Linked DNA regions of Homo sapiens: regions 1 and 3 are each linked to region 2. A link is a loop called in an ENCODE intact Hi-C map of the cell type or tissue named here. Cell type or tissue: endothelial cell of umbilical vein. All regions are shown on one strand. Region 1 has its middle 70 kb from the start of PMFBP1. Region 2 overlaps ZFHX3 (zinc finger homeobox 3). Region 3 overlaps LINC01572 (long intergenic non-protein coding RNA 1572).

Region 1 (2,500 bases), 550 kb before region 2:
ATTCTTTTAATGGGAAGACAGCATGCTGTGGCAGAAAGCATGCCAGCCTGGCATCTGCTGTTCTCCGGCTGAGTGTCCTAGGACAAGTCACTTCTCTGTTATGTCAGTACAATTAGGGCTGTACCAAAAGATCTCTAAGGGGTCCTTTCCATCTCAAATATTCTTCATATTTTGAATCTTTTTATATGTAAATATGACAGTAGTAACACAGTAACTCTGTTATCTTTCCTTATTTTGCAATTGTGTGTTGGGTGGTGTGTGTGTGAGAGAGAGAGAGAGAGAGACAGGGAGAGCGTGCAAGAGAGAGAGAGAGAGAGTGGCAAAGGTGCAGGTGGAGGGGGTTAAGGGGAGGAGGGACTACTTAACCTTGGTAGACAATATGAAGGTGTAATAATCTGTAAACATAACTTATGTTAAAGAAGATATGTAGGTATTTAAATACCTCTTGGAGGAATATGTAAGTACTCATCATGGTTACAAAATAGCACTCTCAGAAATGGCTCTCCTCCCTCCTCCAGGACAGATAAAGCACCTGCAGGCTCTCACCGACCACTGAAACAGCCATGAAAACCCTCATGCTTTTATACAGCAGGACAAAGCTTTGAAGCTTTGGCTTTAAATCACTCCAGCATCTCCCAGCTGTAATGAGGATAGCATTTCCCTAGTCAAAACATCCTGGTTCTATTTATAGGTGTTCACTTCTCTGAATAATAAACAAAAGTAGCAGGCTATTCTCATATTATGTCATTTTCCTTCAGCTACCCTACTATTTAATATAATGCCAATAATTAAAAAAATTTCAAAGCCATCATACCTAACAGTGGGTTCAGTTAATTACCTTAGAGAAGACACTGACTGCCATATATTTGAACAGCCAAAGCCTTGCAAGAATATTTGATTGGCCTTTGTTTACCGAGGGTTTCCAGTATCTCCCTCTCTACTTCATGGGGGTGGGTTCAGTTCTTTAAATGATTCCAGAAATAACCAGTCTCCCTAGTTGAAGGAAGGCTGTTTTCATCTACTAAGTAACATCCCTTCGCTTGTGTTGCTTTAAATAAGGATGGCAGACAATTCAGCATCCATGGAGACAGCCACAGTTCACTTCTATTCTTTTTCAAATGTAAGTTTGTATTAGGTTATTTAATGGACCACAATATATTCAGTAGGTACAGAATTCATACCCCCAAATGGCTGGTGTTTAATTGCATCCCTCCAGTCTGTTTTAACTAAGACATTTCCTCCTGTGCATATAATCTTCATTATCATAGAAGTTATTTTTAATTTATAATTAACATAGTCTCCTTCTCATTATGTATGCCTTGATCGACTTGGACCCTCCGGACACATCTTGTCTGGCACGGTGCTGGTTGTGTCCTGCAGTTCTCTCAATGTGCAGTAGGTGTCTATCTTAGCCTTCCCTTCATCCTTCCTTCTCTTCTCCTCCCTGACACCGTGATATAGTGCATAATTCCAAAATGGCAGCTTTTTGAAAATTCACCTTGATTATCAGACATTAAAAGTGACTCATCCCGCAGTGACTGTCTGGCAGAAGGGATGGGATCAGACAGCAAGACAATGAGGGGACTGGGCGCATTAGCGCACTAGATTACAGAGCCCATCAAAAATACCTTTGTTCTGTCAAAGATCCAATCATTTACTAGTTGTGTTCTGCAGAGGAGAAAGAATGAGAGGGAAAAATACACCAAACAAATAAACAAAAAAATACATTTATGAATTTAAAACCTCCTTAGTTCTCTTTATTCTAAGAGTAAAGGAAAGTATCTAATTAACCTTCTCAGGAGAAGAAAAGATGGGGATTGTGCTTGTGAGACAAAAATCTATAGAACCTTTTCTTTTTCACTAGCTATCAAAATTTCTACATTAGCTTCTGTCCTTTGGGTCTTGGTAAGAGGGAAATTGTCAAGTTTTCAGGGTTTGGTCTTGATTACACTGCACTCAGCCTGATTTATGGCAGAATATTTAGAAGACAAACTGTTTCCGAACTAGAACGTTCATTTTCATTAAAAGCAATGCTTTTGATTTCTATCTTGTCACAATATAATGCTAACCAAGAAATGCGTGATGGATGAAAGGGGAAAATATGTGTAAGGGCTATTATTGAGAAATACTTTATAAGCATCTAAACTGGCCCATATAAAAAGGCAGTAAGAATCTTTGAAAAGAGAGAGCACATGAATTCTTGCATCAAGCATGTGTGTGTTTGTGTGCAAAGGGGAGGAGGGAACTGGAAAAGAAGGGAGGAGAGCGACGAAGGCGTTCATATTGAGCCCTGGGTGGGTATAACAGGGTGAGATGTGTTGTATCGTCAGCATGACTGCAAGCCTGGTGAGCTTGTGATTCTCCAAGGAGACAAAATATCCAAATGGGAGGTTGGTGCCTGACTTTTGTCTTTTTATCATTTTCATCATTTGCCTATGAACTCAGAGGAGCATTTTATCAGTCATGGAAAATGCCCCCAAGGGGCCCAGATCAAAGGCAG
Region 2 (2,500 bases):
ACTTTTCCCCTTGAAATTGGCTTCAGCAGAAAAGCTATCCTTAAAAATCCCCAGAAAGCTAAAGCAGTTCACATTGTTTTTCTTGAATACTTTCTGCCCATTTTTAAGTTAACAAAACAAAAAATCTTTTCTGGAACAAAAAAAAAAAAAAAAACTGAAAAAACAATAATATATAAAACAATGATTCTGAAAACAAAGTGTGAGCGATTGACCTGAGAATAAAAAGACATTACATTTCTTTTTTTCTTTTAGCAAGCCATTGGTATCTGAATGCTAAGATAGCAAGAAATTTAAAACTGTAACAAGGTGGACTGCTTTCCCATACAGTGCATGCCGGGCTCCTCTGTGCTATCAGCGTGGGGCGTTTATTGAAAAGGGGCAAATATACAAGGGGTTTAAGCTCCAAAGACATTAGGGAGGCCCTGCGGACTTCTGTTTCCCAGACCAATAGTACCTTCAAAAGGACACAATGTAACAGGGTTAGGGCTTTTTTTTTTTTTTTAATATTAAAAGAAAAGAAAAAGACAAGAATGTAAAATCACCGGCATAGATAGGTATATGGGAAAACAACCCACGCTTTTTCTTTTTTTTCTTTTTTTTTTTTTTTTTGTTTTTTGGTTAGAAGCTTTGGAATTGCAGTTAGTCTATTTTTGAAATTGGTTTGTTATTAATTTTTGTATTTAAATTCATTTGTTTGTATTGTTCATCTTCAAAGCTTACAATCTGAAGGTGTCCGTTCCTACACTGGTCAGACCACTGTCCTTGGGGCAGCTGGGGTCTTTGGGACCCTCCACCGGGCTCGCCGGTCCGTCGGACTTTTGGCTGAGATCCGTGTCAGACTCCTCCGAATAGTCGTCTGTTGGCATCGAGGGCTGAACCCCTGAGGTGCTGCATGAACTTGAGGTAACCGTTGAAGATGAGGAGAGAGGAGGAAAAGAAGGGGGCTTCGCTGCCGAAGCCCGGGAGACCACTTGCGGCCAAGACTTCCTGGAGGCGTGGGGGGAAGCGGAGGAGGGGGCGGCGGCCGACGGGGGAGGGGGGCTGTCGTTTGAGTGAGCGGCAGACTGCGAGGTAGATGCGGTGCTAGGATCGGGGAAGCAGGCAGAGTGAGGTAATAAACTAGGGTGCTCTTTGGCGTTTCTTGCTGCTCTCGTGATTGTTCTGTGTTTGTGCAAGGCCGACTCGAGATGTTGACTCAGAGCTTCCTCCCCACAGAGCGCGCTCTCGCACGCCAGGCAGTGGTACGAGCCGCCGCCGCCGCCGCCGCCGCCACCGCCGCCGCCGCCGCCACTGCCACCGCCGCCGCCGCCGGTGGGGACGTGAAGCACCATCTCTTGCAGGTTCACCACAGACTGGCCGAAGAAGCAGAGGGACTTCAGGTGGCTCCTCGCTGCCTCCTCGTCGCTGAAGCCCGCCTGGCACTTGCGGCAGACCAACTTGTACTGCACCTTTGGAACAATGAAGGGGTCGTAGAGGGAGTCCGCACTTTTGCTTTCTGCTTCTGGCTCTTCAGGGAGTTTCGGCAGGAGGGGGGACACCTCACGGGGGGTGTTTTTCTGTTCTTCTGGTTTGGGGGATTCTTTGGCAGGGTCTTTGTCTGGGGAAGGAGCCCCGGGGGGGACTGGGGTTTGGCTTGCTTTGGGCTGCTGCTGCTGCACTTTTTGCTGCTGCTGCTGCTGTAGTTGCCGCTGCTGCTGCTGCTGAATTGCCTCCTGCAGACTCTGCTGGTATTGCTGGTACTGCTGCAGTAGGGAGCCTGGGGACAGCCCCATCAGGGCCTGCGACAGTGCAGGGCTGTAGGGGAACAGGCCTTCCATGCCATACATAGGCTGCAGGTACCCGCTCTGCAGGGCGCCAGGGATCTGGGGAGCATAATAAGGAGAAAAGCCTGGTACAAAGTAAGGAAGGAACTGGCTTGTGAGCAATGCTGTGGGGTCCGAAGTCAACGCGGCCTGCAGGGCCTGCAGCTGTGCAGGGTCTACCGCATACTCCATGGTGGGCAGCGGGGCTGAGATCGTGGCTGCAGTTGCCGTGGGGGCCTCTCCTTTCTCCTTCTTGGGGACAGGCAGGGGTTCCCCTTTCCCTTTGTGTGCCTTTTCCTTCTCCTTTACTTTCTCACTGTCTTTGTCCTTGCGTTGCTGCTGCTGTTGCAGTGGGAGCTGTGGTGTGGGTGGCGGCTGGGCTGCTGGCGGCGGGGGAGGCTGCTGCACCTGTGGTTGCTGCTGCTGCTGCTGCTGCTGGGGGGGTTGCTGAGGGCCCATCGCCATCGTGGCTTGTGCTGGGGTTGGGGAGCTCAGCGACGCTGAGGACGGTTTATTTGGTAATCCAGAAGTGGGGAGGCCAGGGGAAGGAACAGTTGTGCTGGGCAGACCCATCAAGTTCGGCTTAGGAGACGTTAAAGCTGAAAGGAATGGAGACAGAAATCACCGGTCAGTCTGGGCAGGGGTAGGGCTGAAGCTCAAGACGTTTTACCGGTGTCACTGGCACACAGTTTGAGATG
Region 3 (2,500 bases), 260 kb before region 2:
TCCGCCCACCTTGGCCTCCCAAAGTGCTGCAATTACAGGCGTGAGCCACCGCACCCAGCCCATTATGTTACTTTTTAAGAATTTTCCTGGTTATTATTTTTTTTTCACGTAAACAACTGAGTTCCTTGACTAATTCCAAACTTCACCCAGAAAAACAGCTATACACGTGTCCTACTATCCTCTTTAGCCTATGCTTTCTGTTCATAAGAGTTCTACTTTCTTCCTTTTCACACTAAAACTTTGATCTCTTAAAAGCTTGATTCCATCTCATTAAACAAAAAAGTAATCAAGAATTTCTTCCTTTTTTTTTTTTCAAGACAGAGTCTCACTCTGTCACTCAGGCTGGAGTGCAGTGGCCTGATCTTGGCTCACTGCATCCTATGCCTCCCAAGTTCAAATGATTGTCATGCCTCAACCTCCCAAGTAGCTGGGACTACAGGTGGGCGCCACCACACCTGGCTAATTTTTGTATTTTTGGTGGAGACAGGGTTTTGCCATGTTGGCCAGGCTGTTCTTGAACTCCTGGCCTCAAGTGATCCACCCACCTCAGCCTCCGAAAGTGCTGGAATTACAGGCGTGAGCCACCACGCCCGGCCAATCAAGAATTTCATAATTGCTAAATCCAGTAGCCTTTCTTGGAACTCCTTGGCTTCTTTGAAGTTCCAGACCCTGTTAACTCTTTGCCTCTCTCGAAATTCTCTCCTTTCTTTGCTTTTATGTCTGCTTCATTTAGATACTTCACATCCGTTTTCCCGAGCTCCTCCTCCGCAGAGAAAGTCACTCAAAAACATTGTGTCCAAATATCTGTCTTCGGTACACTATTTTATGTGTGTGTGTGTGTGTGTGTGTGTGTGTGTGTGTGTGTGTGTGTATTTCCTCTTCAGGTCAACTACTATGAAATATCTATCTGTAATTCTGAGTACAGCTTATGGTAGGTATAAATAAAAATAAATACTAAATGAATGGGCACCAGTTCTAATTTCCCAAATTCCTGCTTATAATTTCTCCAGGGATTCCCCTTAGTCATCAACACATCAACACATAAAATGCCTGTACAGTAGAGGAAACAGTTTCTCTGAATCCTAGACTGGTCAAACCATATCTGGAACACTGAGATTCATTCGGCACCACATTTTCAGAGGCCATGACAAATCTGAGTGAATCTAAAGAAGGGAAACAGGATGGTAAATGATACAAAACTCAGGGTATAAGAGGAAATGTTGAAGTAACTTAGGATGTTGAGTCATCAGATGATTAAGAAAAGACATAGCAGTACTCAAGTATGTAAAGAGTACTTTCCGGTAGGGGGCAATGTTGGGTGGAAGGAGGAGGTTATGAGGTTATGGCACTGTTCAGTATTTTTTTTTTTTTTTTGAGATGGAGTTTTGCTCTTGTTGCCTAGCCTGGAGTGCAATGGCGCGATCTCAACTCACTGCAACATCCGCCTCCCAGGTTCAAGCGATTCTCCTGCCTCAGCCTCCTGAGTAGCTGGGGTTACAGGCATGCACCACTATGCCCGGCTAATTTTGTAGTTTTAGTTGAGATGGGTTTCTCCATGTTGGTCAGGCTGGACTCGAACTCCTGACCTCAGGTTATCCGCCCACCTCGGCCTCCCAAAGTGCTGGGATTACAGGCATGAGCCACTGCGCCTAGTCTAAACGTTTCAATACTCACAGATATCTGTGCAAGGTAGGCACACAGTTTTATCTACCTACCTTATGTTTGTGTGACACTATCACAAATTCAGGCTGTTAATGGCCCAACCTGATCTGTAGCAACATCCTGTGAATAAGTCTTATAGCCTCTGATCCATCCTATCCATTGTAACCATTTTGTCAGATCAAACTTCCTGACATAAAATTTCCCTTATCAAAAGTTAATGACAGCAGGGCACGGTGGCTCACGTCTGGAATCCCAGCTCTTTGGGAGGCTGAGGAAGGAGGACTGCTTGAGCCCATGAGTTCAAGACCAATGTGGGCAACACAAAGACAGTGAGACCTTGTAAAAAAAAAAAAAAAAAAAAAAAAAAGACTTTCACTGTTAACAAAAAACAAAACAACAAAATCCTCTAGAATTCTTTCCTAAGTCCCTAGTTTTATTTTTACCACTATGTCCCATAAATCCTTTTCTTCTTAAGTGCCTTGTACTTTTGGTATGTATATATTGCACCTAATATTGCTAAATGATCCCTTCTTTTTGTGGAGTATCTGTTCTTCAAAGTTTAGCTCAAGTAGCATCTCCTCCCTGGGCTTTGATCATTACAGAAGGAAGAGATCCCAACCCATTCTGAACATATGTGATGCTATCTAAATCACTACCTTAAAATTCTCTTCCCTGTTTGGTAGTCATATGTAGTATGTAATACTGCAAATATAACTTTCTACAACGATGAAACCGTTCTCTATCTGTGCGTCCAATATAACAGCCAGTAACCACAAGTGACTACTGAGCATGTAAAATGTGACCAGTGCCTACATATTAGACAGTGTGGTCTTGGAGG

Evidence for each region. A loop is a pair of places that touch in the nucleus more often than their neighbours do. Peaks named below come from ENCODE experiments on the same cell type or tissue, not always from the same donor. Only the 100,000 strongest peaks of a DNase experiment are listed, where the experiment ranks them.
Region 1: it touches region 2 in a loop (2.3-fold over the local background); 2 of 110 quality-filtered maps call a loop at or near these places.
Region 3: it touches region 2 in a loop (2.7-fold over the local background); 2 of 110 quality-filtered maps call a loop at or near these places.

Annotation. Positions count from the first base shown.
Region 1 is chr16:72,240,649-72,243,148 of GRCh38, forward strand. It overlaps a transcript of PMFBP1 not described here. Among named protein-coding and RNA genes, the nearest start is that of PMFBP1, 70 kb to the left of the region's middle. In endothelial cell of umbilical vein, a CTCF peak has its summit at 1,400; a DNase peak (open chromatin) is centred at 1,433.
Region 2 is chr16:72,786,448-72,788,947 of GRCh38, forward strand. ZFHX3 (zinc finger homeobox 3) reads right to left here. Exons shown (of 10, transcript NM_006885.4): 10 at 1-2,401. The coding sequence ends at 717. All of the region lies in intron 3 of ZFHX3-AS1 (ZFHX3 antisense RNA 1), which reads left to right. Among named protein-coding and RNA genes, the nearest start is that of ZFHX3-AS1, 120 kb to the left of the region's middle. RefSeq lists an enhancer at 2,071-2,500. In endothelial cell of umbilical vein, no CTCF peak of the experiment used is centred here; DNase peaks (open chromatin) are centred at 1,214 and 1,694; H3K4me3 peaks cover 1,062 bases; H3K27ac peaks cover 1,219 bases.
Region 3 is chr16:72,529,427-72,531,926 of GRCh38, forward strand. All of the region lies in intron 4 of LINC01572 (long intergenic non-protein coding RNA 1572), which reads right to left. The region is part of intron 1 of LOC124903718 (a long non-coding RNA gene); the gene reads left to right. Among named protein-coding and RNA genes, the nearest start is that of LINC01572, 130 kb to the right of the region's middle. In endothelial cell of umbilical vein, a CTCF peak has its summit at 1,310 (motif pointing right); a DNase peak (open chromatin) is centred at 1,175; H3K27ac peaks cover 782 bases.